Regions from separate parts of the Mus musculus genome. Here all the other regions are linked to region 1. A link is a loop called in an ENCODE intact Hi-C map of the cell type or tissue named here. Cell type or tissue: heart. All regions are shown on one strand. Each heading gives the region's core, and the rest is flanking DNA. Links, peaks and the distances in the headings are about the cores only. Region 1 holds the start of Fam172a (family with sequence similarity 172, member A). Region 2 overlaps Nr2f1 (nuclear receptor subfamily 2, group F, member 1). Region 3 holds the start of Slf1 (SMC5-SMC6 complex localization factor 1).

The links. Hi-C counts contacts between places; a loop is a spot of excess contacts. Peaks named below come from ENCODE experiments on the same cell type or tissue, not always from the same donor. Only the 100,000 strongest peaks of a DNase experiment are listed, where the experiment ranks them.
Region 2: it touches region 1 in a loop (2.5-fold over the local background); 3 of 42 quality-filtered maps call a loop at or near these places.
Region 3: it touches region 1 in a loop (2.9-fold over the local background); 4 of 42 quality-filtered maps call a loop at or near these places.

The regions. Positions count from the first base shown.
Region 1 is chr13:77,702,077-77,713,010 of GRCm38, reverse strand. It overlaps Fam172a (family with sequence similarity 172, member A), which reads right to left and starts at 4,321. Exons shown (of 10, transcript NM_001163419.1): 1 at 4,158-4,321. In heart, for the core only: no CTCF peak of the experiment used is centred there; a DNase peak (open chromatin) is centred at 4,330; H3K4me3 peaks cover 1,551 bases; H3K27ac peaks cover 1,189 bases.
Region 2 is chr13:78,180,023-78,190,956 of GRCm38, reverse strand. Nr2f1 (nuclear receptor subfamily 2, group F, member 1) reads left to right here. Exons shown (of 3, transcript NM_010151.3): 3 at 944-1,984. The coding sequence ends at 1,224. 3110006O06Rik (a long non-coding RNA gene) reads right to left here. Exons shown (of 2, transcript XR_003950646.1): 2 at 7,984-10,934. It also overlaps a transcript of Gm38604 not described here. Among named protein-coding and RNA genes, the nearest start is that of Gm38604, 6.5 kb to the right of the region's middle. In heart, for the core only: a CTCF peak has its summit at 4,460 (motif pointing right); no DNase peak of the experiment used is centred there; H3K4me3 peaks cover 808 bases; H3K27me3 peaks cover 7,323 bases.
Region 3 is chr13:77,129,384-77,140,317 of GRCm38, reverse strand. It overlaps Slf1 (SMC5-SMC6 complex localization factor 1), which reads left to right and starts at 4,850. Exons shown (of 21, transcript NM_134071.3): 1 at 4,850-4,965. 2210408I21Rik (RIKEN cDNA 2210408I21 gene) reads right to left here and starts at 4,782. Exons shown (of 20, transcript NM_001145676.1): 1 at 4,688-4,782. In heart, for the core only: no CTCF peak of the experiment used is centred there; DNase peaks (open chromatin) are centred at 4,807 and 5,247; H3K4me3 peaks cover 2,582 bases; H3K27ac peaks cover 1,348 bases.

The DNA.
Region 1 (10,934 bases), core at 905-8,904:
AGTCTACATGACAAGTTCTAGACCAGCCAAAGTTACATAGTAAGAGCCTGTCTGGGTAGAGTTGGGGGGAGGGGAGGGAGGTTGTATTCAACTAAATCTCTGTCATAGGAACTAAAATCATGTGGTACACATTCTCAAGGATTTACGCTTATTCTGCAGAACTACACACAGCTCATACCTTCCAACAACGGCTACTGAACCACAGAAATGGAAACATATTACTTGATATGGAGCAGGTCCCCTGGATTCTGAGGGCCCAGTGTTTTGCTTCAGAACCACATGCTGAGAAGTTATGAGGGATTTGCACTCTCTTGACCTCTCCCCCATACCATTCCAAGCTGTGAATCTATAGTGCTCATTACTTGCTTGTTGGGCCGTCTCTGTGTTGTCAGTCATGGCGCTCCCTGTCTATTATTATTACTGATCTCCTTTGTCACTGCCCATCTAGCCACTGACTGCTTTATTGCTGCCCAGCATATCTTTTCTCTTCATCAATTTCCTTCAGTGTCCTTCTCTTCTCAGCTAGCAAACAAAGGTGGTCCACTTCACAGGTACAGCCAGCCAATCAATATACCTTTTTCCTTTCAATTAAAGAAGAAAACAACAAAGCAAAACAGAGATCTTTGGTTTCTCTGAGCTGTTCTCACCACAATGTGACACTGAAAGTTTTGTTCACTGTACAAAGGAGACTTTAGAGTTCTGTTTTTGTTTTTGTTTAATTTCTAAGTATGGGGTATAGACACCTAGCCTATAGGCATTTGAGGGCTTTTATTATTATAGAACTTTAAGGTTAAAAAGCAAGAAAACACATGGTGTTTGCCATCTTAAAAGGCAACCCAATACTTAAAATATCACAAATAAATCTTTAAAAGTTTTACTGAAATCAGGTCTTAAATTAACAAGCTTGAGATATAGCTCGGTGCTATAGCACTTGTCCAGTATGCATAAGCCCCTGGTTCAATCCCTAGTACAACACACAACCCAAAGAGCTGGGACTGGCTGTTACACCTGTAAGCCTATTTAATCTTACTATGTGCGTGGATGTGGCAGAAGCATCATGAGTTTGAAGCCAGACTGGACTACAAAAACTATTTTAAAAACTCCAAAGTAGATATGTCAGTGACCAAAAAGCAGAGTAAAAAGTATTTAACATTACTAATATTATAGGACTGTGAACCAAAACCACAGCTCTACACAGTTATATGACTATGGCAATTACCCTTCTTTTAAAGGTTTCATGAGCTGGGTGTGGTGGCACACACCTTTAATCCCAGCACTCCGGAGGCAGAGGCAGGCAAATTTCTGAGTTCAAGGCCAGCCTGGTCTACAAAGTGAGTTCCAGGATAGCCAGGGCTACACAGAGAAACCCTGTCTCGAAAAACCCAAAAAAGTAAATAAATAAATAAAAGTTTCATGAAGATCTGGACAAAAGTTCACAACATTGTAAGGAAATTACAACCCTGTGCATGGCTGGTGGGAAAGAAAAATTGGTTAGTCATTGTGGTGCACAGTGTGACAATTCCTTAAAAACTTAAACATGGAATCACATTAGTCAGCTTTCTGTTATTATAACAAACACTAAGGTAGTTAGCATATAAAGAGAAAAGGTTCACTATGGCCAACAATTTTAGAGGGTTCAGTATGTCTTTAGTTGGCCCTATTGCTTGTGTACTTGTGGAAGGAGCACACTATGGTAGGAGCAGAAAGGAGCACATGGCAAAGCAAAGGGCTCACTTCTAGCCAAGAAGCAGAAACAAAGAGAGGAGGAAGGGGCTAAGGTCCCACTACCCTCCTCAAGGGCATGCCTTCGATGATGAAAACCTGTAAGCAAGACCGAATGGAAACCTCTGAGCACGACCTGATTCTTCCCCGTAGCACTTCTCTGAGGACGTAACCATAAAAGATGAGCATTCAAGATGTAAACTATTCCAAATTTTCATTTAATCAGCTTCATTTAAGGATATATAACCAAGAGAAATGAAAGTAAGGTAAACAGATGTTTGTGCACACAGCTGTATCATTTACAGTAGTAGCCAAAAAAGTAAACAATTCAAGCATCCACAGGTAAACAAATACATAAAAACTGATACATTTATACAGTGATTATTATATTCAGCTTTTAAAGGAAGGGCATTCTGACATATGCGATAACAATTGAAACGTAGGGACATTGTCCTAAGTTAAATAAGCCAGTCACAAAAGAACGAATGCTGTGTGAGTACACTCATATGATATGTCCACAATAGTCAGAGTCATAGACACAGAAAGAAGCTCCATTGTTGCCAGGGGCTTAAGAGAGTTAGCAATGAGGAGATAGTATTTAATATGTTACAGAGTTCATCCAGGAAAATGAGAAAGTACTGAAGACAAACAGCAATGATAGCTATTCAACAACATGAACATCATTTGCATTACTGAAGTCTTGAAATTGTTGTTGTTTTTCTTGTTGTTGTTGTTGTTGTTGTTGTCAGAGATGCCTCCTACTGCCCAACTAAAATATTTTATTAGGTACATTTTACTATAATGATAAAGAAAATGAAAAGTAAATTTGGTACAGAGGAGAGACATATTCACTAAATACTGACACTATTGGGCAAATCCAATCTAACAAAAACAAAGGGCAACATACATGACATTAACTGACTAAATGTTGCTCTTTATTGAGCATGGAAGTACCTTTACATGTGTACTGACCCTAGATTCTCCTCCCAAAGCTAACTAAGTTGGTGATCAATAAGCACAAACTATCATAAATGTAACAAGTCACTGAATACGCCTTCTCCAGACTACTAAGCCCTATATCTTTATTACTCCAGTGATAACAAATGTATTTCAACCTTAGAGCCTTTGTACTCAACTACACCATACCCCCCATAACTGTGGAATCCAGTTCCTCACTTAATTTGGATCTGTACTCAACAGCCCCTTCTCTCCTCCACTTGCTTCGTTTTTTCCTCGCTACCTTTCTCACTCCTGTTTATGCATCTGCATGAGGATTGATCTCCACCCACCACCAGTCCAGAACTTTCTGTATTGTTCACTACTATCTTCGCCGAACACAGCACATTATCAGACATACTGTTAGCGGCTAGTCAATACAAATAGATGAATGACTAGATCAATGCTCGAAGCTTTATAAATTCTATTTCCCTCCTGGCCTGGATTCTGTTCTCTATGTACAAGTGCAGCTGTAGTCTCGGCCAAAAAGCCATTCCAGGCAGCCCTTCGGTTCTCATCTCTTTGACAGGTTAAGGGACCAGACTCCGAGTTTAAAAGTAGGAAAGCTTACAAAATGCACCATACCAGTGCATACCAGTGCAATGACATTGAAACCCGAATTTAGCCTGCTCTGACTTAGTCTGAGAATGAAAAGGGGTATCTGTCCCTCACAAGAAAGGAAAAAGAATAAGGAGAAACAGAATACTTTGACAGTGCTTTAAGACAAGACCAACCATGAGCTTTAAGAGCACCACCACAATGGAGCTATTTCAAAACAAGGCAGTAACTGGTCCAGGCCACAGAACTTTTTCAATGCAGCTTTTTTGAGAATTTGGGGAGAATGGACAGTACGAATTGTCTCTTAAATATAGCCCAAACACTCTTAGGCAGAAGTTACTTGACTCCAAAGACAGACACTTTGGGAAAATGAGAAGCACGTGATGTGGTCTACTTCAGAAATAAGAAACTTACAGACAAATGTACACATCCTACTAACTACACATGATACAAGTTTTTGAGGGCATTTTATAAGCACACTTCAATGTTTGCTATTAATGCATGCCACAGCTTTGGTGGTTGACAATCTTTGCATGAAAACAAACAACTAAAAACAACTTCAACCAGACAACTGCAATACTGTAAGTGGAGGGTCTCTTCCTCTATCTAAGGTATCTGGTGAAAACCAGAGCTTCAGGGACTCAGACTCAGGCTAGCCACCCCAGGTCACACGTGTTCCTCCTGCCTGGAGAGTGGACAAGGCAGGTGAGGCAGCCCTTTTGCAAGATCTTGCACATAGGTAAGAGAAGTGACCCAGAGAGGACGCGTGGCTTCTGACAGTCAGGATCCCGGCGCCAGCATCCCGCCCGAGTCCCATCCAGGCCAGCCCCTCGGGGTCTCGCCCCTGCGGCGGCTGGCAGAGGTGGCCAGCGCAGTCCTACCTGAGCTCTGTCCCCAGCTGCAATGCTGAGAGGGTAGGTGCGAGGAGGCGTGGCCTTCCAGATCTCTGGGCGAACTCCCTTGCGCCCTGGCTCGGACTTTCTCTCTCAAGATCCGCGCCCCGACCAAGTTCGATTGCACTTCCGGGTCTGCAGGGAATTTAAACGTCATTACGCATGCGACGGCCGCGGCGCCAAGAACCCGGAAATGGGCGGAGCGAACCTCTACATCTGTTCCTGAGGCTCAGAGGGCAGTGTGTGTGTGGTGTGCGTTGTTGTGGCATGTCCCTGTCGTACGCTGCTATTCTAAACTATCCTAAAGCCTCGTTCTGAAAGAGGAATTTCAATATTCTCTGTGATGCTGGCCTTAAGCGAATTCCCCATGTCCGTCCATGGTTCATGTAAATTCACCCCACCCTTGATATTCAAGTTGAGACCTATGTTTGAAAAATTGTATTTATCACAAAATTAAGACAGGAAGTTAACCCTAATATCCTATTGAGAGCTAACTCAAATGAGAAGTATGTTGGTGTTCTGTTTATCCAAAAAAGGTCTAAAAATCCTTCTCTTTAGGGTAGAATAGTGGTGAGCAATAGACACAAATGATTTTAATATTTTATATGGTATTCTGATGTTTTCTCTGTTTTTTAATCCCAAAACCATTATTTTGCCAATTAAGGTCAAAGCATTTACTAAAGACACGAAGCTATGACTGACACCTCGGTAACTGTGAGGAAAGGCTGGTAGCTAGCAAACCTATATTTGTTATATTACCAGACAGGGAGTTCCAGAATTCTTGAAAGTATATTGTACCTCACTCCCATAATTTGTATCTCTTAAACTCAACTCCTGCTTCCTTCAGAACAAAGAGTGATGCAATTTATTGGCAGTGTGCTCTTACCCACTAAAATGTCAACTGGATGAAAACAGTGATTTTATCTTGCCTTTTAAGTATCCTCAACCAGGACAAGATGCCTGTCACAAAATATACAATAAACATCATTTGAATAAATTAATATCTATTCATTGCACTATTTGGAGAAACTTAATGGGAAGTCATGAGGGCAGTAAGGACATGTATGGATGGAGAAAAATGTAACAGGGTGTTCCTGAGGAAAAACATAACTTACTGAAATAAGCCAAGAATGCCTGGGTGGAGCCCATAACATTACAAAGTTTAGGGTTTCATTTCAGGCTGCAGCTCAAGTGGCTTGTAGGGTAGAACTTACAACTGAAGAAAAGCTTTGATTACAGTAAGCAACTTGAATTTTGTGTTTCAAACAGGGTTTTTTAAATCATGAAAAGCAACATAACATTTTCATTTTGATAGAATGACCAAAATAAACAAGCTCATTAAAAATAAACCTGAGGGGGCTCAAGGGAGAGTTCACATGTTAAGAGCACTTACTGTTCTTCCAGAGAACCTGGGCTGGGCTCAACAAATGCCTACAACTTCAGTTCCAGAGAATCCAATGCCCTCTGGCCTTTGGTGAGTTATATACACAAGTGGCTAACATAAGCTCACACAGGCACACACAAATACATACAAAAATCAAACCTCCTATAAATGGATAATCCTTGTCTAACCTTGAGGAGAAACATTGGACAAAATATGTAACTACTGCTTCTTCAGTCAATGTCACAATAAAGCATACATTGAAACTATTTACAGCTTGAAATCAGGGATGGCAATTCCCCATAAGATATTTTATTGTTGAGAAGTGTTTTGGCTATCCTGAAGTTTTTGTTTGTCCATATGAAGTTGATAATTGCTGTCTCCATGTCTGTGAAGAATGGTGTTGAAATTGTGGTGAGAATTGCATTAAATCTGTAGATTGCTTTTGGTAAGATGGCCATTTTTACTATGTTCATCAAACCAATCCATGAGCATAGGAGATCTTTCCATCTTCTAAGTCTTCTTTGGTTGCTTTCTTAAGGAATTTGAAGTTCTTGTCATATAGATCTTTCACTTGCTTAGTAAAAGTTACACCACGATATTTTATATGATTTATGGCTATTGTGTAATGTGTTGTTTCCCAAATTTCTTATAAGCATTTTTATCATTTATATAAAGGAAAGCTACTGATATTTTTGAGTTAATTTTATATCCTTCCACCTTGTTGAAGTTGCTTGTCAGTTGTAGGAGGTATCTGGTGGAATTTTGGGGGTTGCTTATGAATACTATCATATCATCTGCAAATAATGATACGTTGACTTCTTTCTTTCCAATTTGTATCCCTTTTATCTCCACTTGTTGTCTAATTGCTCTAGCTAGAACTTCAAATACTGTATTGAATAGATAGGGAAAGAGTGGGCAACATTGTCTTGCCCCCTGATTTTAGTAGGATTGCTTCTAGTTTCTCTACTTTTTTATTTATTTATTTTTCTCACATTTTTATTAGGTATTTTCTTTATTTACATTTCAAATGTTAGCCCCTTTGCTAGTTTCCCCACTGAAAACACCCTACCCCTTACCTCCTAACCCAGCTCCCCAACCCACCCACTCCCATTCCTGGCCCTGGCATTCCCCTATACTGGGGCATAAAACCTCCACAGGACCTAGGGCCTCTCCTCCCATTGATGACCTACTAGGCCATCCTCAGCTACATATGCAGCAATAGCCATTAGTCCCACAATGTGTTTTCTTTGTTTGGTAGTTTAGACCATGAAGCTCTGGGGGTACCGGTTAGTTCATATTGATGTTCCTCATATGGAGCTGCAACCCCCTTCAGCTCCTTGAGTACTTTTCTCTAGCTCCTTCACTGGGGACCAGTGCTCTGTCCAATGGATCACTTCGAGCATTCACTTCTGTATTTGCCAGGCACTGGCAGAGCCCCTCAGGAGACAGCTATATCAGGCTTCTGTCAGCAAGATCTTGTGGGCATCTGCCATAGTGTCTGGGTTTGGTGGTTGTTTATGGGATGGATTCCCAAGTAGGGCAGTCTCTAGATGGTCGATCCTTCAGACTATGCTCTGAACTTTGTCTCTATAACTCGTTCCATTGGTATTTTATTCTCCCTTCTAAGAAGGATTCTGAGCTTCTGGGCTAATATCCACTTATCAGTGAGGGCATATCATGTGTGATCTTTTGTGATTGTGTTACCTCACCTCGAGATTCATCCATTTGTCTAAGAATTAGATAAACTCATTGTTTTTAATAGCTCAGTCATACTCCATTGTGGAAATGTACCACATTTTCTGTACCCATGCCTCTGTTGAGGGACATCTGGGTTCTTTCCAGCTTCTGGCTATTATAAATAAGGCTGCTATGAACATAGTGGAGTATGTGTCCTTATTACAAGTTGAAGCATCTTCTAGGTATATGCCCAGGAGTGGTATTGCTGGATCTTCCAGTAGAACTATGTTCAATTGTCTGAGGAACAGCCACACTGATTTCCAGAGTGGATGTACCAGCTTGCAATTTAACAAGCAATGGAGGAGTGTTCCTCTTTCTCCACATCCTCGCCAGCATCTGCTATTACCTGAGTTTTCGATCTTAGCCATTCAGGCTGGTGTGAAATGGAATCTCAGGGTTGTTTTGATTTGCATTTCCCTGATGATTAAGGATGTTGAACATTTTTTAAGACGCTTCTAAGCCATTCAGTTTCCCTCAGTTGAGAATCCTTTTTTAGCTCTGTACCCCATCTTTAATAGGTTTATTTAGTTTTCTGAAGTCTAAATTCTTGAGTTTTTTTAATATATATTGGATATTAGCCCCTTATCGGATTTAAGATTGGAAAAGATCTTTTCCCAATGTGTTGGTTGCTGTTTGTCTTATTAACAGTGTCCTTTGCCTTACAGAAGCTTTGCAGTTTTATGAGATCGCATTTGTCGATCCTTGATCTTACAGCACAAGCCATTGCTGATCTGTTTAGGAATCTTTCCCCTGTGCCCATATCTTAGAGGCTCTTCCCCACTTTTTCCTCTATAAGTTTCAGTGTCTCTGATTTTATATGGAGTTCGTTGATCTACTTAGACCTGAGCTTGGAAAAAGGAGATAAGAATGGATCACTATGCATTCTACATGTTAACCACCAGTTGAGCCAGCACCATTTTTGAAGATGCTGTCTTTTTTCCACTGGATGGTTTTAGATCCTTTGTCAAAAATCAAGTGACCAGAGGTGTGTGGGTTCATTTCTGGGTCTTCATTTCTGTTCCATTGATCTACATGTCTGTCATTGTACCAGTACCATGCAGTTTTTATCACAAATGTTCTGTTGTACTGCTTGAGGTGAGGCATGGTGATCCACCAGAGGTTCTTTTACTTTTTTTTCAATTTTTTATTAGATATTTTCTTCATTTATATTTCAAATGCTATCCCAAAATTCCCCTATACCCTCCTTCCACCCTGCTCCCCTACCCACCCACTCCCACTTCTAGGCCCTGGCATTCCCCTGTATTGGGGCATATAAAGTTTGCAAGACCAAGGGCCCTCTCTTCCTAATGATGGCCAACTAGGCCATCTTCTGCTACATATGCAGCTAGAGACAAGAGCTCTGGGGGTACTGGTTACTTCATATTTTTGTTTCACCTATAGGGTTGCAGACCACTTTAGCTCCTTAGGTACTTTCTCTAGCTCCTCCATTGTGGGCCCTGTGTTCCATCCAATAGATGACTATGAGTATCAACTTCTGTATTTGCCAGGCACTGGCAATAGCCTCACACAAGACAGCTATATCAGGGTCCTTTCAGCAAAATCTTCCTGGCATATGCAATAGTGTCTGCATTTGGTACCTGATTATGGGATGGATCATGGGGTAGGGCAGTCTCTGGATGGTCCATCGTTTCATCTCAGCTCCAAACTTTGTCTCTGTAACTCCTTCCATGGGTATTTTGTTTCCTATTCTAAGGAGGAATGAAGTATTCACACTTTAGTCTTCCTTCCTCTTGATTTTCTTGTGTTTTGCCAATTGTATCTTGGATACTCTAAGTTTCTGGGCTAATATCCACTTATCAGTGAGTGCATATCAAGTGACTTCTTTTGTGATTGGGTTTCCTCACTCAGGATGATATCCTCCAGATGCATCCATTTGCCTAAGAATTTCATAAATCATTGTTTTTAATTGCTGAGTAGTACTCCATTGTGTAAATGTACCAAAATTTCTGTATCCATACCTCTGCTGAGGGACATCTGGGTTCTTTCCAGCTTATGGCTATTATAACTAAGGCTGCTATGAGCATAGTGGAGCATTTCTCCTAAATATAAGTTGGAATAGCTTCTGGGTATATGCCCAGAAGAGGAATTGTTGGATCTTCCAGTACTACTATGTCCAACTTTCTGAGAAACCACCAGACTGATTTCCTGAGTGGTTGTACCACCTTGCAATCCCACCAACAATAGAGAAGTGTCCCTCTTTCTCCACATCCTCACCAGCATCTGCTGTTGCCTGAATTTTTGATCTTAGCCATTCTGACTGGTGTGAGGTGGAATCTAAAGGTAGTTTTGATTTGCATTTCCCTGATGATTAAGGATGTTGACCATTTTTTCAGGTGCTTCTCAGTTACTTGGTATTCTTCAGTTGAGAATTCTTTGTTTAGCTCTGTACCCCATTTTTTAATAGGAGTATTTGATTTTCTGGAGTACATCTTCTTGAGTTCTTTATATAAATTGGATATTAGTCCTCTGTCTGATTTAGGATTGGTAAAGATTCTTTCCCAATCTGTTGTTGGCCTTTTTGTCTTATTGACAGTGTATTTTGCCTTATAGAAGCTTTGCAATTTTATGAGGTCTCATTTGTCAATTTTCAATCTTACAGCACAAGCCATTGCTGTTCTGTTCAGGAACTTTTGCCCTGTGCCCATATCTTCGAGGCTTTTCCCCACTTTCTCCTCTATAATTTTCAGTGTCTCTGGTTTTATGTGGAGTTCCTTGATCCACATAGACTTGACCTTAGTACAAGGAGATAAGAATGGATCAATTCTCATTCTTCTATGTGATAACCGCTAGTTGTGCCAGCACCATTTGTTGAAAATGCTGTCTTTTTTCCAATGGATGATTTTAGCTCCCTTGTCAAAGATCAAGTGACCATAGGTGTGTGGGTTCATTTCTGGGTCTTCAATTCTATTCCATTGATCTACCTGCCTTGCTTTGTACTAATACCATGCAGTTTTTATCACAATTGTTCTGTAGTACAGCTTGAGGTCAGGCATGGTGATTCCACCAGAGGTTCGTTTATTGTTGAGAATAGTTTTTGCTGTCCTAGGACTTTTGTTATTCCAGATGAATTTGCAAGTTGCCCTTTCTACGTGACTCTCTCCATCACAGATGAAGTTATTATCAGATATGACCTACATTACCTCCAGAATTTGAGAACAAAGGCCTGAACTGACTTTGCAAAGGGTAATATATTAATTGATATTAATTGCAAAATATCAGGTATGTATATTTTATTTCTTTTACTTGAATAAGAAGTAGAAGAACCCAGGCCTTTAAAGTATCCTAAGCAGGGAGGGCTGCTAAGGAACATATCTAACCCCTCTGCCACCAGAGACAAAAGGGAGACTGATTGCTGCCATATTGTATGGGTCACACATTAACCGAGCCTGACTTTTCTCCCTAGAGAATGATTCCTGTTATATGTCTTCTACGCTGGTTAGTTTTTGTCAACTTGACACAACTAGAGTTACCCGGTGTATTAGTCAGGGTTCTCTAGAGTCACAGAACTTATGGATAGTCTCTAGATAATAAAGGAATTTATTGATGACTTACAGTCGGCAGCTCAATTCCCAACAATCGTTCAGTCACAGCTGTGAATGGAAGTCCAAGGATCTAGCAGTTAC
Region 2 (10,934 bases), core at 1,118-9,117, 480 kb before region 1:
AAAGTGCCTTGTGTGCTTCTCCCTTGGCCCCTGCTGTAGGAATCCTGTCTCCCCACCACCACATGCCTCCCAATTCCCTACACCCCAGTTCTGAGACAGAAGCCTCAGCTGCCTAGCTTTGTGTCTGATTGCTGAAGATGTTCCCTTCTGCAGCCTGGAGTAACTGAGCCATATTCCTCCTGGTTATTATACAGCTTACAGAGATGTGACCAATTTTCAATTACATGATCTAAGAAAGATAGAAGTGTCCACTCTCACCGAGGAGGATTTGTTGCAGGGCTCTGTCCTGCATATATAGTTGATCTCCAATTCTATATTGGTATAGCACAGGCTTGATCTGGTTCTCGGTTCTGCCAGCTTGTGATCCCCGATCCCCTGCCACGTGTATTCACTACACAATCTAGGTTCTCCTTGAGCTTGCTGGTTGGGGTCAGCTGGGTTGGGGGTTGGCGGGGGTGGGGGGAGACTCGAAGAAGCCTTTAAAAACTGTTTCCAAGGCTGTATATTTCTTCAGGGGTTCCAAGCACCCCAAAATCAAGCAGGAAAGGGGCAAATGCTTTCCTTTTAATGAGCACAACCAGAAATGTGCTCCCCTGAAGGAGAGAACAGGTCGCAGTACACAGCAAACATGGATTCACCATCATGCATTATTTAATCCAAAGGTGAAAGAGGGGAAACAAAGCTATGGCCAGGTTGCACCTCTGTGCATGTGCACCTCTCTCCTGGTCTCCCAAGCATGGTGAGGCTTGGATTTATTGTTATTTGTGTAGGGGGTGGGAAAGAGGATGGCAAAGAGGCATGGAGGGAAGGAGTTATTTTCCTTTTCTTCTATTTCTTTTTCCTTTTCCCCTCAAAATATTAATGGTGTGTATGCCTTTCCATCTCACTCACCTAACAATCTGTCCCCTTTCCCTGTCTCTCCCTCCTGTGGCTGCTCTGGCAGATGCTTGTGGCCTGTCGGATGCTGCCCACATCGAAAGCCTGCAGGAGAAATCACAGTGTGCCCTGGAGGAGTATGTGAGAAGCCAGTACCCCAACCAGCCCAGCCGCTTTGGCAAACTGCTGCTGCGATTGCCCTCTCTTCGCACAGTGTCCTCCTCTGTCATCGAGCAACTCTTCTTCGTACGTTTGGTAGGTAAAACTCCCATCGAAACTCTCATCCGAGATATGTTGCTGTCAGGGAGCAGTTTCAACTGGCCTTACATGTCCATCCAGTGTTCCTAGACTTTGGGTGTTTCCCACCCAATCCTGCTCCCTGACTCCCTAGAGACTAAGAGGACTCTCCCTGACCAAGGACTAAAAAGCCTTTGGGGATGCTGGTATGATGGACCAGGCAGGCCAGGCAGACGGGAGGAGGGCTGGGAACAAGAGCAGCCCACTCTGCAGGAATGCAACCTGAGCTGCAAACCAGGAGAAAAGGAGACTCATTTAGGATCTGATCTGTAAGTACATTGGAAAGGAAAGAAAAAGGACCTCGTGTCTGGTGAGAAAATGAAAAAAAAAAAAAAAAAAAGAACGATTTGGAAGAGAGGACCATGAGAAATTTAATAAAATAGATGGACCTTCCAGGATTTATTGTGGATGGATGTGGATATATTCTGTACAGAAAACTACTCATATGGAAGTGGACTGAATCCTATGTAGAAACATACACTGAACATTGTTATTCATTTTGTAAAATACTAGTGTTTATTTTCATTTTTTGTAAAATTTAAACATCGTATGCGCATAAACAAAAATGAACAAGAATTAGGGGGAAATAACATTTTCCAAATAATTATAAAAAATTTGTCCTGTGTCTATGTATCTATATCTGTTTTGTATTTTTTCTGGTTCCAAACCAGATTTCCTGTGATTCTATACTAATAATTTTTGATATAACCCTTTGCTTCTTATAATGAGTGCGATATATGTTGTCGAGGCTGTTCTTCAAGAATTAAAATTGAAGTGAAAATTTAAACAAAAATAAAAGAATTTAGCAAAACCCATGTGTCTGGTTGCTTGAACTACACCCTCAGAGCAAGAGGAGCTCCTGGATAATTTGTGGATAACTGAGTATTGTTAGGATCTGAATTGTTGAGAGGTAGAGGAGACTTTTAAGGTCCAGTACTAAGTCGGCTGTACCTTTTTCTTAGGCCACTACATCACTTTTGCAAAGCTGAAGGCAAGGCCAGGCTGTGTATGTGATGGGATAGGAGGGGAAGGCTGGGCCTTGGTGGCCAGACAGGAGTTTTGTTTTGTTTTTTTTTGTTTGTTTGTTTGTTTGTTTTTTAATTCTTTCTGAGGACAGCCCTGAGTCAGGGGCCAGGGGAAGCCAAATTGCTTTTGAGGCACAATTTCCAGGCACATGGGCGTCACAGCTTCAGTGACCCAGTGTCAGGTCACCTAGACTCTAACTGCAGTGGGAAAGTTTCTGAGCTGGAAGGGGTTTGCAAAGGTTTCATGGCAGGCTTTTGTGGGTGGGGTGGAGTTTTGAGGGCTCCTCAAAGCGTTTGAGTCTGGGTGGACTGGACGGCCACTGACTGTCTGCTCCAAGTCTTGCTTCTCCCTGCCTCTGGGCAAACCGAGACAAAGCACCGTGGATTCTGACTTTGTTTCTCTTATGCATTCTTGGAGATCTACCCACCTGTGGTTGGTTTGCCTTTCTCTCAGGCTCTTGTCAAGGGGGTTCCCAGTAGGACCTCTCCTGTGTGTGTGGGGGGGGGGTGTCAAAAGAAGCACCCCCCAACACACACTTTATGGTACTTACAAGCTGAACTCAGAAAGTAGGACTAGGTGTCAGGAAGCTAAGTTAGACTGGGTTCTTCCCTAAAGTGCCTTATGGCCCTAGGGGCCCTTGGAAGACAGATATCTCTCTTTGAGGAATCTAGCTGGGCATGCATTGAGGTGAGGGGCGAGCGACAGATTTCAGAGTCTGAATGTTTTATGGAATCTGAGCCGGAGCTGTGAAAACACACACTGCCAAGGGAGCTCTTCCTTAACATATTGATAAAGCCGTATCTTTAAAATTAAAACCCCTCTTACACACGGATCCCCCAACCCCTAGTCCCAGACAGGTTTAGATGAGGGAAGAGTTCACTTTTAGAAGCCACCCATAACCTTGCCCTTTCACTTCACTGTCTGAAAGTTTTCAGGTTCCCCAAATTCTTAAGCAAGCCCCACCTGGTTGACATTTTGAGTAATCTGAGTATCTATGGGGCAGGATGCCACTGTAGGACCATGGTCTTAAAACTAGGCCACTAGGGGACTAGCTATATTTCATGCATAGGAAGACTGACCCTTAATTCACTTTCCTACAGTCTAGATACCTGAAGCAGAGAGGAGAGAGAGGTATTCCTGTTAAACACAGGGGCCTCCTAGGAAGTATTGGGAATTCTCTTGTACTGACCGGCAGCAGCAGAGTGAGGGTTCAAGGGTGGGTTGCAGCTAGAATGCTGAGAGGGAGGGAAGCCGAGCTGCCAGGAGAGTTCACCGACCTTTCCTGCCTTCTGGAAATGAGATGAAAATATATTCATTACAACGTGATCCCTCTGATGAAAACATATAAACATTTCTCATAGTTCTGAACTATACATTTCAATTAATTTCAATATGGAGACCCAGTCCAAGCCCCCCAGTGTAGAAAAGGGTGGACAGCATGGATCCAAGATGTCCAAGGCACTTACTTCCTCAGGTTTCTAGGGGTGTAAGGGGGTCATTTGACTTTTGCTGCCTGGGGTCTGGAGAGTGCTTTTGATCAGAGAATCCCTGCGACTTTTGAAATCCTGGCCCAACCTCCCAGCCAGTCCTAATGTGAAAAGAGAAGCAGGCCTCTCCAGGGGCCCTTCCAGCTGCCAGGAAACCCAGAGCTGAGTGGGAAAGAGGAGCCAGGGTTACTTGCTTGCCCAGTGGCCTTTTTGGGGATCCTGGGCAGTATTCCCCAACCTCCGACCTACCTGCAATATGCACTGAGAACAACTTGTGTTTCTGGATTTAAGTCTCCTTCCTAAGATAGGAGACTCCGGGTTATGGTCAGTGAGCGCTCACACTAAGGCTGCTTGAGCCCACTGACTTTCCATTTCAGAGCACAGGGCACAGAAACCACACACACTCACACACAAATCCGATCACCCCAAGGAAATGTTGAGGAACCAAGACTGCAGCCCCTAAGTTGTAGGTGAAGCCTACTAACAACCCGGAAGCACACACACACACACACACACACACACCAGGGAAACGTCCTAGGCTTTCTAGCTGCCCTTGGTGGGTGCATAAAGGATCGGGCCAGCAACTTCAGGGCTTTCAGTGCTGAGAACAGGCTGTAGTAATAGCCTAACTTGTGATCATCTAGTGCTTTCTCCGGCTCAGGTAATTTCTGTGGTCTCAGGCCTTAACAGGAGGCTTAGGTGGTACAGGTGGGAACCTTTTCTGTCTGGATAGCCAGATGGAGTGCGCACAACGTTGAGCTGCTTTCATGCTAGGCGCCAGGGGGAGCCATCGAAGCAGGGTGTGAGTCTGGAGGTCGTTCTGGGTAAGTACCGGCTCCTACCTCCAAAAATTGGGAAAATGGAGACATGGATTCCCCAGAACCAGTGGAAACTGAGGCAACCCTTGTAGAGTGGCTTCCTTCTTGAAATTACCACGACTTAGGCATGTTTAATGTTCTCTTTTAATCCAAACACTTGCTGGGCACCAGAGAACTTCAGTGACTTTGAAGTAGGTTTAAACTACCTTACCTGAAAATATTGCCTTTACAGACCATAGGCAGAATGAGAAGATATGATCTTTGACACCCTATTCTTCCTACACCATTTCTGACTTGGGACTAGGCTGAATGAAAGAAAACTCAGAACAGGAATGTGGGTCCTTTCGTGTTCAGCTTGTTCTTCTAGAACTCTGTCCCTCCAGAACTTAGTAGAGGCTCAAGGTCTCTAGCAGAATCCCTGAGACTTCACAAACCAGCCTTGCTGTTAGGAACACTAGAGAGCTGCAACACAGCTCTTAAGAGTAGTAGGGGGAGGAAGACAGAACGAACGAACGAAAGAAAGAAAGAAAGAAAGAAAGAAAGAAAGAAAGGAAGAAAGGAAGGAAGAGGAAAAGAAAAAAGCAAAATGTTTATTTTTTAAATTTTTCTTGTATAGGCAGCCCTTTTATTTCCTAATGCCTGATTCATATTTGGGGAACTCCCCTGTTCCTTAGAACAAACAACCTAATTGTCCTGCAAATAGAAGACCATAAGAAGCATATGGAGGGAGGGAGGGGGAACAGAAGTGGGAACCAATAAAACTCTTGTTAAAGGGCCTGTTCGGAGGTCCGTGGCATCACTGGGCTTTTTACTTGGGAAGCCAAAGAGTCGTATTCCTAAATGAGTTAAAGACCCATTTACCTCTGTCGTGTTCTATTCATCAAGCCACAAGTTGAGAGTTCCTAACATGAAACTATTTGTTTGCTTACACAACCAGCTGGGCGCAATTTCACGTCTGAGATATCTATCTGAAAGCGCCTCTCATTTATTATCTCTTCTTGTCAGGGAATCCATTTTTCCAACTCCCCCTCCCCCTTCCGAGTTTGTTTGTTTGTTTGTCGTCGGACTTCTTTGCTTGGGAAGACCCTTTCCCCAAGGAGCAGCCAGCGGCTCGGGGATCAGGTTCTGTTGTGCCCAAGATCTTGGACCAGAGAATAACAGAGGTGACTGCTACTGACACCAAATGGCTGGAGAGCGAAGGGTGGAGTGGACAGTGGGTGGAACAGACCCAAAGTTGCTGGGTAGCCTTTCTTCTCGGAAGTTCTCCCTGCTAACTCTCCGCCATGAAAGCTTCAACAACCTGAGGTAGGTGGAGAATAGGGAGTAAAAGGTGGAGTCCTTTCTGGAGATGGGGACCAGAGATTTGGATTTGAGAGATACTCTGACAAAGCCTCACCTAGTTCCAATTGGCCAATTTCTCCTTCTGGGGCCGATCACAGAGTAACCAAAATGTAAATAGTAACGTGATGGGTTGGGGGAGGAGGCAATGCATTTATTCTGTGTGTTGAGGGGAAAAGACTGCACGTGGTTTCAATTTTGAAGCACAAAGAAATAACATGCAATGCAGAAAATAGGTTTATGAATGTAATTGAGAGGAAAGAAAACAATTAACACGGTGGAAGGTTGCACATCGGAATCCCCACCCCTTGCTTTCATTTCTATCCGAATTGGAGAAATCCGGATCATGTAGAATAGAGTGGATCTAGGCAGTCGGATCCTGCGGACAAGAGAACCCCTGATGGGAATCTTAGTGATAGCTAAATAATGATGTCTAAACGTCTTCCAAACTGCTAAGGCCTCATCTAACCGGCTGACAGCAAGGGATCAAATCCCCAAGTCTAGACTATAAAATACCCCCCAATTGTGGAGAAGAGAAGAGAAGAGAAGAGGGGGAGAGTGTGTGTGTGTGTTTGTGTGTGTGTGTGTGTGTGTGTGTGTGAGAGAGAGAGAGAGAGAGAGAGAGAGAGAGAGAGAGAGAGAGAGAGAGAATATCTAGGGGTTTCTTTAAGACAGACCAAGCTAGTCTCTGCAAACTAACCTATTGTGTTGATTTAGGAAGACATTTGCTGTATATAACATTTAAGGCTGATAATATCATTGCACAGCCAGATAAATAAAGCTTTGGCCTAATGATGGGGTCAGCGATCGATCTCTGGGCTCAGAGGAAAAAGGCCAGAGAGGCAGTCGGGCAGGATGCTCTGTCTGTGTGCCTGTCAGCCAGCTTGCAGGACCCCAGTGTGTGTGAGCATCAGTGTGTGAGAAAGCAAGAACCAAGTCTTGAGCTGGCCAAGAGGCTCATTAGCATTCCTAACCCATGGACCTATGCTGACAACTAACAGAGATATCCCTCTCACCACTGGGCCCTTTCTCCTTTTGTCTTCAGAGCTGGAAGAGGGAAGAGAAAAAGATTTCTCAGTAGACGCTGGAGCCTAAACTTTTATATGATTGTTAAGAGGTCGTGTGTGTGTGTGTGTGTGTGTGTGTGTGTGTGTGGTGAGAGAGACGCCTACCAGTATTTTTCATCATCTTTTAATAACTTTATTTTTTGTTACTGTTATTGTTTTTCTCTGAAAATGCATAACACTCTTGTTGAAAGTCCAGGTTTAAATAAAAGAGAAAATCCCCTGGAACTGCTTTGCCATCCCTCCTTGTTGAAGGAAGGATGCTGATGCGTTTTGCTCCCAACACACATGTTGTGTGGAAACCTGTGCTTTACAGTTTGCTGGTTACAGATAGCTGGGACCCAGCACATGGGCCGCTTGAGCTTTGTCTCTCTCCTTTCTTCTGCTCGGTTTGGTATCCTAGACACCCTGCTTATTAGTTTCTATTCCCTGCCCATCGTTTTAAGGTAAAGTACATTTTTCAACAGTTTCAGAGATTCGAACAGTATTAATTCAGGAAAGCATAATTGTAAAATTATACTCACTTGTGCAGTTTTAATTGTCCTTTTACTTAAGGGGTAGGGTCTTTAAAAAAAATTACTAGGTCTCCCAGAGACAAATATGTATCCACTGGACTATCCCACATTCTGTTCCTTGAACTTCATAGAGCTGGCCAGATAGCTTTGCACACTGGAGTATACAAGTTATCCCATGTTGACAGATGTTTGTCACTTAGTAACTTCTTTCCAGCTTCCCCCCCCCCTCCCCTGAGCCTTCTTTCCAGCCTGCTTTGTTGTTTTAAAATATGCACGTCTCTCACTAGAATGCTAGTCACGAGCCAGTGCAAACTTTGTGTCCAACCTCCCACATGAAATGATCCTGTTAGAAGAAACTGGATATGTCTCAATCTGCACTTCACTCAGAGCCTCTTGGTCCTGGCCACTGTGAGTCCCTGGTCCAGGATCCAAAGTAACTCAGCAGAAACAAACTTCCAACTAAAAATCCCCTCGAATGTCTCCCAGGGAAGAAATATAGCTCCTATAATTACAGGAGGCTACCGCCGGAGGGGAACGCAGCCCGCAGCCAAAAACCAAGAAAGTAAGAATTTTATTTATTTGCTGATTGAGCCTGGATTGTCATGGCCGACAGGTTTACCCACACTGAAGTCTCAGGTTTGTTCTGAGTGTACAGGTGAGAGGGAAAGGAGGGAAAGAGGTGCATGGCAAGAAGTAGAAATAATGAGAGAGACCAGGCCAACTGGGAAAAAGTGATCTCTGCGGGACAGCATAGACGCAATAGAGGTAGTTCCTACCAGTGGACTTAAGAAAGAAAAACAAAACTTGTAGCTGAGTAATATGAGGCGGGGGGGGGGGGGATTCAGAAGAGACGAGGTTGTAATTATAGTAACCGCTTAAATAAGGGGTATCATCAGGAAAGAGAAGACTTGAGCTGCTTCCCCCAGAAAAGTAATGTGACAGGGAAAATTATTAGCTATGTTGTGTGTGGCAATTCAGTAGGGGGGTGGGTTATGGAGGGACGAGTTAGAAAAAGGAAGTTCCTGGGTGCAAACCAAAACTGCATTGTAGCCAGGAGCCCTCCAGCCGGCTTGTAGAGGTTGCTTGGACGTTGTGGTGCGAAATCGTCCCTAGAAGTGCTCTTTGAATCTCATTTTCCCCTGGTTTCATCCGAAAGAGCTGGTTCTGTCACTAGACCCCTGCACAGGACTACTCTGCGCCCCACCTTGTGGACCACCCCACAAAAGGGAGTGGTGACGGTTACTAGCTTCAGAACAGAAGGAGTACCCATGCTGGGAGGCTCGTTTCTATGAATAAGGCAAAAATTTAGCACTGATGAAAAACACATGATTCTCTCTCTCTCTCTCTCTCTCTCTCTCTCTCTCTCTCTCTCTCTCTCTCTCGCTCTCTCTCTCTTTCTCTCTCAGTTACTCTCTTTTACTGCTATGAAGTGACGTCAGCAGTGCCTGCCCTATCCCCGTGGAAAGTAAGAAAAGGGGGGGGGGGTGGAAGATGGGAGCAGGAGAGAAGCTAGAGAAAATGAGAAAGAAGAGCTGCGGCAAGAGGAAGGGGCTGCTGGGAGGGGCAGATAATGGAGATGTACATTTGACACGTTTTGGCCAAAATTCCATCAAAAGTGGCAAAACCCGATGTTTCCGAAGCTGGTGATTGATAGAACACCTTTCCTTGCTCCCATCCGATCTACATGTTCTAACATATGGAAAGCTTACAGGCCGTGTGCACTTATAGAAGCCGATAATGCATTAGCTCTCAGCAATATTTACAGCACCGCTTTTAATACACACCAGATGGTTCGCGACTGTGCCGCCTCAGCCAGCTCACTCCTCGATTTTACTCGGCGGCACTTTGTTGCAATTACACTCCATGCTGAGACCAATTTTATTGGTGACCTATTTTTCATATTTGCAGCATTTTATGTTAAAGCCCTCCTCTCTGGCCTTTTTGTAAAGGGCAGCACTCAGGAAGGGAGAGTTTAGGATGGCGTTGCTGAGGGGCTGTGCAGGTGTATATTAATATTTATCATGATGTTACATACCTCGGATTTAAGTGAGCAAACCCGATAGACATAAGTACTCCGGTCATTATGTTTGCTCACTCGCCCCCTGTTTGCCAGACCCCCACGGACTGTCTACGCGGCGTACTTGCCTCGGAGTCAATACATTGGGCCATAAATATTGTATTCCATTAATTATCACGCCACTGGCTTATCCTGGGCGCCGGCGTCCTCGAGCGACGCAGGGCAAATGAGGACGCTTCCGGAGCGTACTTCTCGGCTGGGAACCCCGCTGAAATTTCCGTGGTGCCTGGGAATTCCGAGCCCCGCTGGCCTGGGGCGGGAGCTGGAGGTGGGGGGAAAGAGGAGGGGGAGGGCGGGGCGGCAGGAGAAGGCCCCAGCCGCCAGGAGCGCTCAGTACCTGTTATCTTACCACGCAGAAGGCCTCAGGGAGAATCCCATTTGGCACGCCGGGAAAGGCTTTCAACTTTATCTCCCGCCATGTAAATATCCCCGAGTGCCCGATTGGGAGACTTTGTTTTGCACAGAACAATATAAATATCCCATTTTCTACAGCACAGGTGCGTCTTCTTTCCCAAACTCTTTTTTTCCTTCTTCTGTCGTTTTTAACTCTTCATGCCCCCCCTCCATTAAAAAAAAAACAGATGTTTACTTTATTGATATAACCTATATCGTAGTTAGGCCGAGAATAATATGTTTCAACTAACAGTCATTTAGCAAATAATAGAGGCGTTCTGGATGCCTTCCAATGTTACACATGTACTTGGTCATAAAATGATACGTGAAAAAATTAACATCTGCTTTCCAAAAATAAAGTGTGCCAAGTAGCTTTTTATGAATGCTTTCCTCATTTTAGAAAGAAATATGGAGAGATAAACTGACACCCAGATAATTAGCATATTTATAATAGTTTTAGGGCTTAAAGGTTGCTTCTCCACACAAGCCATTTCAAACCTACCTTTAAAACTACTTAACCCTAGACATTTGAATTCTGAAGAGCATTCCATATTTTACTATTTAAAGAGGAATTTACTGTAATTTAATTGTGTATCCAGGCGGAACTATATGTAAAGCCAGCTTCATGGCCTCAGCGCAAAAGAAACTCGCTCATCTTCTGTTTACCTAGTTCCTCAGCAAGGTTCCCAGGCTCTTAGGAAGGCTAGGTTGGGAAGTTCTTTTTCTTGGGTTCTTTTTGTTGTTGTTTAATTCCACTATTAGGAAGTGGGGCCTACCTTTGAATTATTTCATTAGGATTTGGCCTTTTGGGGGAAGGGGTGGGAACCATAATCATTAGTGCCTTTTTTATTATTATTTTTTCTACAGTAAATGGCTAGATTTTTTGTTGTTGTTGTTGAGTAAGCTGCTAGAATGTTGTGCAGATGTTCCACTCAGAGCAGACCTGACCCTCTCTTTCCACCCATGCAAGTCACTTAAACTCTCTGACAGTTCATTTGCTCAAGGCCCATCTTCTGTATGTGTCGGATATATCCTTTGAAATT
Region 3 (10,934 bases), core at 1,332-9,331, 570 kb after region 1:
AATGTTAATTGTGAGTCAGGAAAAGTGAGCCTTTAGATACACCATCTGGAATGATTTTTGTAGTATTCCTGTGGATCCACCATATGGAAGCAAAAGCTCACAAAGGTACCCTGACTACTTGTGTAGAAGCTTATTTGAAAAAGGGGTGTGGGGGGGAAGACTCCTAGTTGCTCTGCTCCCATGAAGACTCCATATCCATATCTATCCTAGAAGACCCACTGCACTCCGAGCAGCAGAGCAGTGGAGGACCCTTTGAACTCACAGCAGTTGAGGATCCACTGCTCTCAGAGCATACATAACATAGTGAAAATGGCCATCCTACCAAAGGCAATCTAGAGATTCAATGCCATCCCCATCAAATCCCAACACAATTCTTCAAAGACATGGAAAGAGCAATTCTCAAATTCACCTGGAAAGGCAAAAAAACTTGAATAGAGAAAACAATTCTTAACAATAAAAGAAAAGGTGGGGGAGTCACCATCCCTGATCTCAAGCTTTACTACAGAGTAATAGTAATAAAAGCTGCATGGTGTTGGTACAGAGACTGACAAAGACTGATCAATGGACTAGAACTGAAGACACAGAAATAAAACCACACACTTATGGTCACTTGATCTTTGACAAGATGCCAAAAATATACAATGGAAAAAAGAAAGCATCTTCAATAAATAGTGCTGGTCTAACTGGCTGTCTGTATGTACAAAAATGAAAATACACCCATATTTGTCACCTTATACAAAGCTCAAGTCCAAGTGTATCAAGGACCTCAACATAAAACCAGATACACTGAATCTAATAGAAGAGAAAGTGGGAAAGAGCCTTGAACTCATTGGCACAGGGGGAAATTTCCTAAACAGAACTCTAATGGCTCATGCTCTAAGATCAAGAGTTGATAAATGGGACCTCATGAAACTGGAAAATTTCTGTAAGGCAAATCGGCAACCTACAGATTTGGAAAAAATCTTCACTAACCCCACATCTGATAGAGGGCTAATATCCAAAATATATAAAGAACTCAAGAAGTTAACCACCAAAAAACCAAACAAACTCTCCAATCAAAAAAATAGGGTATAGAACTAAACCAAGAATTCACAACTGAAGAATCTCAAATGGCTGAGAAGCACCTAAAGACATGTTAGAAGTCCTTAGTGATCAGAGAAATGCAAATCAAAACAACCCTAAGAGTCCACCTTATACCAATCAGAATGGCTAAGATCAAAACCTCAAGTGACAACACACATTGGAGAGGATGCAGAGAAAGAGGAACACTCTTCCATTGCTGGTGGGATTGCAAACTGGTACAACCACTCTGGAAATCAATCTCGAAATTCCTCAGATGTGGAGAGCCATGCCGTGAGCAATCCCCATTATAAGATGGCGCTGTCTTCCACTGCGCCTAACTAGTAAACAAGCCTTATGCACAAGTGCAAGAGTAAACTCACGCCTAGTCACTGCCCATCTCGGGGCATAGTAATGGGGTGATGGGCGAGCAACTAATCAGGTGCTGTCACGCCACATCAGGTGCTGAAATGTCACGCTGCAGGCTATATAAGCAGCTCCATTTTCCGGGTTCGGGGTCTTCCTCCTGAGAAGTAAGCAATAAAGCTTTTTGCCGCACTCAGAAAATTGGAAATAGATCTACCTGAAGATCCAGTTATACCACTCTTGGGAATAGACCCAAAAGTTGCCCCACCATGCCACAGGGGCACGAGTTCCACTATGCTCATAGTAGCCTTGTTTGTGATAGCCAGAAGCTGGAAACAACCTAGATGTCCCATGACAGAAGAATGGGTACAGAAAATGTGGTTCATTTACACAATGGAGTACTACTCAGCTATTAAGAACGAGGACATCCTGAGTTTTGCAAGCAAATGAATGGAACTAGAAAATATTATCCTGAGTGAGGTAACTTAGACCCCAAAGGATGTGCATGGTATGTACTCACTAATAAGTGGATATTAACCCTCCCCGCCCCCCCCCCCACAAAAGTACAGATTATCCAAGATACAGTCCACAGAACTCAAAAAAGTCAACAAGCTGAAGTACCCATGTGAGGACACCTCAGTCTCACTTAGGTGAGAGAAGAAAGCAATCCCAAGTGGAAAGGGAGCGAGGGACCTGGGAGGGAAAATAAATGAGGGGAAAATGGGGGTAGCAGGGAACATGATCTGGTATTGGGTGAGGGAAAAGGACTGAAGCCCTGAGGGCCAGTAAAAGAATGGAAACAGGCAATTTCAGGAAATAGGAGGTTGAGGGGCCCCTCCAGAATGCACCAGAGACTTGAGAGATGAGAGACTCTCAGGACTCAAAGGGATAAAATGCCAGACAGTAGGGAGAGGGAACTTAGAAAGCCCACCTCCATCAGGAAGACAGGTCATCAAGTTAGGTATTGGGTTGCCATCCCACAGTCACTACTCTGATCCATAATTGTTCCTGTTTGAAAGAATTACAGGGATGGAAATGGAGAGGAGCCTGAGGAAATGAAGATCCAGCAACAGGCCCAAAGTGGGATCCAGCTCAAGGGGAGGTCCCAAGGCCTGACACTATTACTGAGGATATGGAGTACTCTTAAAAAGGGACCTATCATGACAGACCCCTGAAAGATCCAACAAGCAGCTGAAAGAGTCAGATGCAGATATTTGTACCCAACAAATGGATAGAAGCAGCTGAACCCTGTTTTTGAATTAGGGAAGGCTGAAAGCTGAGAAAGGCGATCCTGCAGGAGGACCAGCAGTCTCAATTAACCTGGACCCCTGAGATCTCTCAAAACACTGAACCACCAAACAGACAGCATACACCAGCTGATATGAGACCCCCAACACACATACAGTAGAGGACTTCCGAGTATGTGATCATTTAGAGATGATACACCTAACCCTCCTGAGACTGGAGGCCCCAGGGAGTTTAGGGGTCAGGTGGGGTGGGGGCTGGAGGCATCCACGAGGAGACAGGGGGTGGAGAGGAGATATGAGATGTGGAACAGTCGGAGGGTGGATTGGGCAAGGGAGGAATAAAATATGGAGTGTAAAAAAGAAAAAAAGAACTCCCAATGTCCCATTTCCCAAACACTGGAATTACAATCACATGTCACCATGATAGGTAAATACAGTAAAGAGCTAAGTTCCAGAATCAGGAAGACTGGAATCTCAGTCATGACAATTTTATACGTATATGTTACGACCTCTCAGTTGCACTATAAAATGTATGCAAAGAGACAGGATTTTTCTTTTGTAAACATTAAATAGTGAATATAAACTGCTAGGCAGAAGGCAGAGACACCTGTGAGCATTCATGAAGTGCTATATGAATCCAAGGCACAAATAAGAACAGTGCTTTTTTTTTTAAAGCTAGTTGCTATGCGTGACGAACATAAAATCTCCCTGAAAGTATTTATAACTGTTTAAGATATAAGTTAAAAAAATCATAAGGTGACAATATTTGCATCATTCAGAAACTATAAAAGTTCAGTGATTAATCAAACAGGCAGTTAAAAAGATCAACATGCTTTTCTAAATATAGTTTTACTCTCAAAAGGCAAAGGGGCGCTTGTCTGATGCTTCAGGTCCCTTTAATTGAATATATGACATTTTTCTTTTTAAAAAGATTTGTTTATGCATATATTTTATGTACATGGTGTTTCATCTGCATGTATACCTGCACACCCGAAGAGGTCACTGAATCTCATGTTACTAGAGTTACAGATAGTTGTGAGCTGCCATGTGGGTGCTGGGAATTGAATTAGTGACCTCTGGAAGAGCAGAGAGCTCTTAATCAGTGTACCATCTCTCTAGTCCTAATATTATATTTTAATTTATGGTACACTCTAGACGTCTTTTGAGATTGACTGATTTGGAGAAATGGGAAAAGGTGATCAACAAATAATAAGAGGATGAGTGAACTCCCCCGAGGAAACTGCATTGGTCAAGAAAGAGTAACACTTTTTGCGTCTTTGAATAAATGAGCATCTTTCCTCGAACTAGACATTTGTCAAAAGCAATTTCTCTTTACAACTCCTCTGGGTAACTCCAAATCCCCACCCAAAATTATCCTGAACTATTCGCAGTGAGTTCATAGTAAAGTCAGAACATTCCTTACTGAAAGTGTACCTGATTCTAATCAATGATTTCCACAACATAAAACGTGTATCTAAAGCTGATGCATACCGTTATAGGAATGATAGCGTCTCAGTAATGCATAGCAGAAAAAAAACAAAAAACAAAAAAAACAAAAACAGAAGCCATTTTTAATTAAAACTGAAGGAGAAAAGTTCAATTAATTGAAAATCAGGAATGTCCCATTCTGAATGCATGCAAAAGCCGCCGTCTTCAGCTGCCTGCTTGCCCTCCCAAGTGAACCCCCAACTATTTTAACAGTATTCAGTAAAGGGTACATAATGTAACTTTCAAGAAACAGGGAGACCAAACCCTGCGAATAGACAGGGTAGAAACACTGCACAGAACCAGTTGTCTTCGGCTAAGATCGACTTCCACGTTGGAGGTAAGTCAAGCGAATGAAGACAGTGAGCCGGATCCCAGGGCCTTCTCCAGCCTCAAGGAGGATCAGGCACCAGAGGAAAGGATGGGGATTTAGGGGGCCAACTTCTGTCTGCTCACTTCTCGGTCCTATCCACATTCGGCAGGTAGCTGGCAGGCCGAAAACACCGGGAAGAGAGGGAAAAGTCACTTACCAATCTCCGTCTATGGCGCTGATCCTGCAAGGGCCTGACGCGCTGGCCAGAACCAAATAGTCGGCATCTCAGGCAGCCCTGGCGACCGCTCGAGAGCGTCACTGACAACCACCCGGAACTGGTAAACTGCTTCCGGGAACGCCGAGCGCGCGGCGGGAAATTGTTTCCTAGAACCTAGTTTATTGGAGCAGGGAGTCCTACGGTGGTAGTCGTCGCCCCTACCGCCACCACCGGCAGCTTCGCAAGACGAAACCAGCCCAGAAGCTTCGGCCGGGAAGGTAAAGCGCCTCAGCTCGGAAGACGCCATTTACCGCGTTCTCAGGCAGCGCCTCTGACTTCCCGGCCGTCCTCTCTGGGCCGCGGAGGCGCTTGGCGCTCGTGCTTTCACAGCCTTGGTTCCTTCAAGGTGAACTCGGGGCCCGCGCCCGTGCCGATGGCCGGGCCCTCCGATCTCGGCCTGCCCGGCCCTTCTGGGCAGACAGGTCCCTGGCGAGCCCCGCAGCGCGCCCAGGCCGCTGCCCGCTGCCGGGGCTCCGGGCGCTAGGCCGCTCGCGTCTCCCGTTTCCATAGAACCGCCTAGGACGCCTCACCCCGTGCCAGTTCTTGGATGCCTACAAACCTTAGCTTCCATGAAGGTGGCAGGGATTCCCAGGGCCTGCCTTTCATTAAGATGAAAAACGAGACATTCTTTCTCTCGAGTAGAATTGTTTTTCACACCGAAATGAAAATGAGCTTTTTATCTCAGCGGTATTGTAGGCTTTGAACAGCAGCGCGCGAGCACCTCTCCTAAAGGAAGGGTTTGTGTTCCTGGGGTTCCTGAGCACCAGGACAACTCTAAGTGACAGAAATGTATTGCGTTTTCAAGGTCTGGCTAAATTGATACTCATTTACCTTAATACTCCAAATCGGGATTTGGGACCTGTGGTTGATCGAAATTGATTTTCAATTCCCCAAGCTCTTTTGTGAAAAATGACTATCCTCTACAGAGGAAAATAGATAAATAAATAAGAGAAAAAATTCCTTTGAAACATTGGAAATGACTTGAATTCAATCACGACCCAGGTCTTATATTGGTTTTCAAGCTGTTGCTGTGAATGGAATGATTCTTGTTTATTCTAGGTGTTCAAAACATAGCTTGATCATTTGGGTAGATTTGTGTGAGAAGAAATTTGATTATTTGTAAGGTAACATTAAGAATTTCACGACCTAGGATGTTGAAACACTCAAATGTTTAGATATATCTTAATGTGAGACAGTCTTCAATAAGCAACTAAACTTCAGTTAGACCTGTTTTCTTAGTCGAGATTTTTCTCATGCTTCATTGACTTGGGTGAAAATCAATGATATGATTTAGAATATTTTTGCTTTTGTAAAGCAGAAAGCTTAGATCATGTTGGTGTATGAAACAGTAGTCTGTTGTAATTCCTTTTCATAATCAAAATAAAGAGCAGTTAAAATTCCATTCCATGCATTCACAATTTCCATGGCTGCCTCTTTGATTTTTAGGAAACCAATAGTATAGGCTTACTAATTAAATAGTATTTTCAGTTTGTTTCTTGGCTGTATTATTCTACAAATTTCCACTGTTTTAAAAACCAGGTAAAGAATAAATTCAGTTCTCCATAGGTTAAAATCATAAGGCTAAAGGAGACTGAATACTTTCAGAACTTAAGTCGAACATCACCTGTTCTTTTTAAGCGATTCCAACAAGATTATTTTGAAATTTAAAATATATTATTTTAATAATATGCATGAAAATTTTCAATAATTGATCCAAATCTGTTTTGAGAGAGAAAAATAGAAACTTTTATCAATAGGAAAGTAATAAAACTCTTTAGAATATTCCAGGAAATATGTGAATATTTTAGATATTGGAATTATGTTTTTGAAAATGATTAATAATTGTTTAATTTCTTCATTTTGTTGTTCTAAATGTCTCCTATCCCACGTAGTAGATTCTTTTTTCATGTAGTATTACCTTCCTGCTATACTGATAGAAATTAGATTGCTTTGTAAAATTGCCTCATAAGATTGTTTAAGAGAGGTAGATTAAGTCTAAAATTTAAGCCAGATTGGCATTGTAGAAAAGGCATAGCCTTTCCACAGTAACAGACTTAAATCTTGGTTTCACTGTCTATCCAAAGATTTAAATCCTCAAGGTAGGTTTTTTTTTTTTTTTTTCTCTGCCCTTGGTACTAGGGATTGACTCAGTATTTATTTCCTTATCTAGGTTAAATTAGGTGTAATTTCCAGCATTCTTACCAGTATCTTGTATTCTCATCTACATTTAGGTAGATATACTGGATAAATATATGAAGTTTTTAGACTTGTAGAACACACTTGGTTCTTAATAAGAATTAAATCAATCATTTTAATTAATCTTAGACTTGTGCTTTTCTTACAGTTTGCTTCTTAAGGACTACTTTAATCCCAAATTCAAAGTTTTAGTCCAGCCAGCACCATGTATAGTGTTGGAGAGATAGGAATGTCTCTACATTGTTCTTCAGTCTCCTATTTTTTCTTTCTTACACATTTTGTTAATTCTCTGTTTCCAAATTCTTCATTAAAGGAATTAATGACCATTTCTTTTTAATATTCAAGAATATTTCAGAAATCTCATCACTAGGGACTTAGGGTTTTTTGTTTAGATTTGTGTTTTGTATGTTGCTTGTAGATTGAGCCTAGGGTCTTGCAGATGCTATGTAGACACAGTAGCTTTGAGCTCCATTCTCAGTCCCTCCAGACCTCAGTTAAATAAGGTCACATTATGGGAAGGTGGGACAGGAAGTAAGATGGCTTCTTTTTATGTTTATTTTGTGTGTGCCTGTGTATATATATGTTCCATCTGTGTATTGGGATCAAATCAGGTCTTTAGGCTTGGTGGCAAGAGCCTTTACCTGCTGAGCCACTAACAACATTTTTTAAAACAAATTCCAAAGGCTTGATATATTAGACCAAAGGTCTATTTCGTAGGCCAGGATTCCAACACTCCACCTGTAATTACACAATTCAGAGCCAGCAGAATATAACTCACATAGTATAGGAGTGTATGCTATTGTAGTGTATGTATTGTAGCAGTATTGTAAAACAGAAATCCAGAGCTTTGGCCATACTCAATTTCATTGTAATTTTAAGTTTAAATTTAATTTTTCAGTTAAATCTCTCAAATTGTGAATTCAAAGCTGTGAAATTAACCGTCCTGGAGACTTGTATATATTTTGTAAAAGTCTGTTCAAATAATCTCCAGTAAAAGATGGTCTTAAATCAAAATATTATCCTATTATAATGAAAACAAAGAGACTGCTAATTTTTAACATGCGGTTTTAAAACAATGGAAAAATAATCAAAAATCCAAAATTAATAAAAAATTTAAATACATGCCCACATTTTGTTATATGCTTGTTTTTCATACACACACAAAACTAATACATCAGTTTTATAATGTAAAAAAATTAGAGATGATTTAAATTGCTATATACTCGTAGTACTTTTGAAATGTTCTATACTCAGTGTTTGTTGAAATTAAAAAACAAATATTGGTAAAGATAATTTTAAAAGTAAAAATTTAGTTCTTATATATGTATAAGAACTAAAACACATATATATACATATGAGTGGTTATAAAACATTATAATGCAGAATAGGAAAGATTTACCCTCACTTGTTCCAAGGACTTTGTTAGGCACAATGACTTCTTTCTGAAGCAATTTGTTTAGCCAACTGTTGATCCTACCCTCTCACCTACCCTGTTTGCCTATCCTGTCCCATAGGGTTTCACTCTGTCTATGCTGACCTCTGTCTTGTAGTCATTGTTCTGCCTCAACCCAACCGGAAGCCTTTGCTTTATTTTTTTACCTTTGTTATTGTTGTTTTGGGTTTTGTTTGTTTGTTTTTTTCTTTTTTGTTGTAGTTGTTTCTTTGTTTTTGAGTCAGGGTCTCACTGTAGCTGTTGTTGGCCTGGAACTCACAGTGTAGACCAACCAAGCTGGCTTGAATCAGAGATCCACCTGCCTCTGCCTCCTAAGTGCTGGGATTAAAGCTATACTCCACCATGCTTGATTGTCTATACTTTTCTTTCTAAATTTCCTTTTTAACATATTGTAATTCCATTCTTCAAACATGTGCCAGTACTGGCATATTGTAAAGAATTCAAATGTTCTATTTAAAAACTTAGGATAGAATATACATGATCACAGTAATGAGAACTGTAGTTTCCTGGTGCTTCTGGCTGACACCAACTGTCAAAGAATTTCAGGCATCAAGGATAGGCCGTGGTGAGAGATATTTTAAGAAAGTCCACACCACAGTGACAGTTGCTTGCTATGTATAAAGGGCAGCTCTTTTCACAATCACTGCCTTCTTAGTTTTGTGTTTTGTATGATTCAGGGTAAGTACATTTTAAAGAATTATTCGTAGGAAGTTTTTAAATTACTACAAAGAACTTTTTTATAATTATAAATGTAGTGATGTAAATTACTATAAAGATAAACATGTAGTTGCTAAAAACTAATGGTCTCTTTTCTCCTCTTTTATGTGATGTTGTCATCTGTGTTGGTGCTTGAAGGTTCATATCTCTCATTCTCTTACCCCCACCTCAGCTAGGAAGATATGGAATCTTTCTAGAAATGCCACTAGTATTAACTGTGTTATGGATTGTTTGTTCTTTCCTATATTCAAAGATCTTTAGAAGTAAGCTCTCAGTCCTCCATACTTCAGAACATACCACCTACATAAAACTTAATCCTACTTCGATTGCCTTGCTTATTGATATAGGTACATGCATACATTTACAAATACATACACAGAGAGAGAGAGAGAGAGAGAGAGAGAGAGAGAGAGAGAGAGAGAGAGAGAGTGTGTTTAAAGTCATAGTTTCCTCTGAAAACTGGCTTGAGATTTATAAAAACACTGGATAAATACCAAGACAGTATTTATAGATGCATTGAGTTTTACTTGGTTATTTCTAAAACAATGTGTCATTTTCTAAATAAAATTATTAAAGAATTTACTTAAGTAATTCCTTTGAGTTTATGAAAAGTAGCTTTCTCCCCTAGTTACAGGCATATGCGACTATAAAACAAATATATGTTATTGCATTAGGTACATGCTTGTAATGTTCTCTTTTAACTTATTGACACATCAGGCTGTTGTTTACTGTTCTCTTAATTTTGCAGGATATAGGAGAACTCTTATATATAAAATACATCCATAGTCTATATTGTCGTGTTTATGTATACATTAATTGTCCCATGTAGTCATATATATTTAACAACATAGGCCATCTTAGTCATATAGTATGATATTCAAAAACATTGCTGTGTTATATAAGCCTTTACCTCAGGTTAATAACATAATTACAGAAGGCAATTAGATTAGTCTTTCCTTTCTAAAAAATGCTAGTTTTGTGCATGTCCAAGGTTTATTACCAAAAAGATAACTAATACGCCTCCTGTTTTTCTGATAAACATGTGAATAAATGTCTTGCTTTCTAATTTCATTTTAAACGTTTATGTGTTCATATTCTTTGAATTGGGTTATTGTGTTTTATCACTCTTGTTTCTTCCTTTTCCTGATTTTACATGAAAAGTTTGTGTTTCTTATTAAGTATTTTCAGAATAAGAAAACTACTTTAAAAATACTTTTGTGGTTTTTGCTGCTGAATACATTTGGTCTTATTTTCATTATTATGAGATGTGGTTTAGCTGAAAATGTTGCTAAATATAAGGAGGGGATTATGGCCATCAAAATGTATGCTATAAGGACAAGGTTTATGGTTAAAAAAAAACCCATATTTTATATATATATATATATATATATATATATATATATATATATATACACACACATATATATACACACACTATATACACACATATGTATATATACATACACACATACATATATATACATATACACATACATGTATATATATATACATATATATAAATTTCAATACATTCAAATGCTTTAACAATTTATACCTCAAAACAATTTATTAAAATGTCACTTAATTCAAAATCTAAAGTAGCAATTACTGATATGAAAAGAACAAAGTATGATAGATATTCTTTTATTTCTACATAACATGTAATTTTCATAAAGCATAAAGCATAAAGGCAACTTGTTGGTAACAGTGTTACAGAAATTTTATTTTTACTCTTTTGATTATTGGAGGTAGGAAGGCATGGGAATTGATTCCCGTGTCCCCTTCATACTAGGCACGTGCTCAGCTCCTAAGTTTCACCCT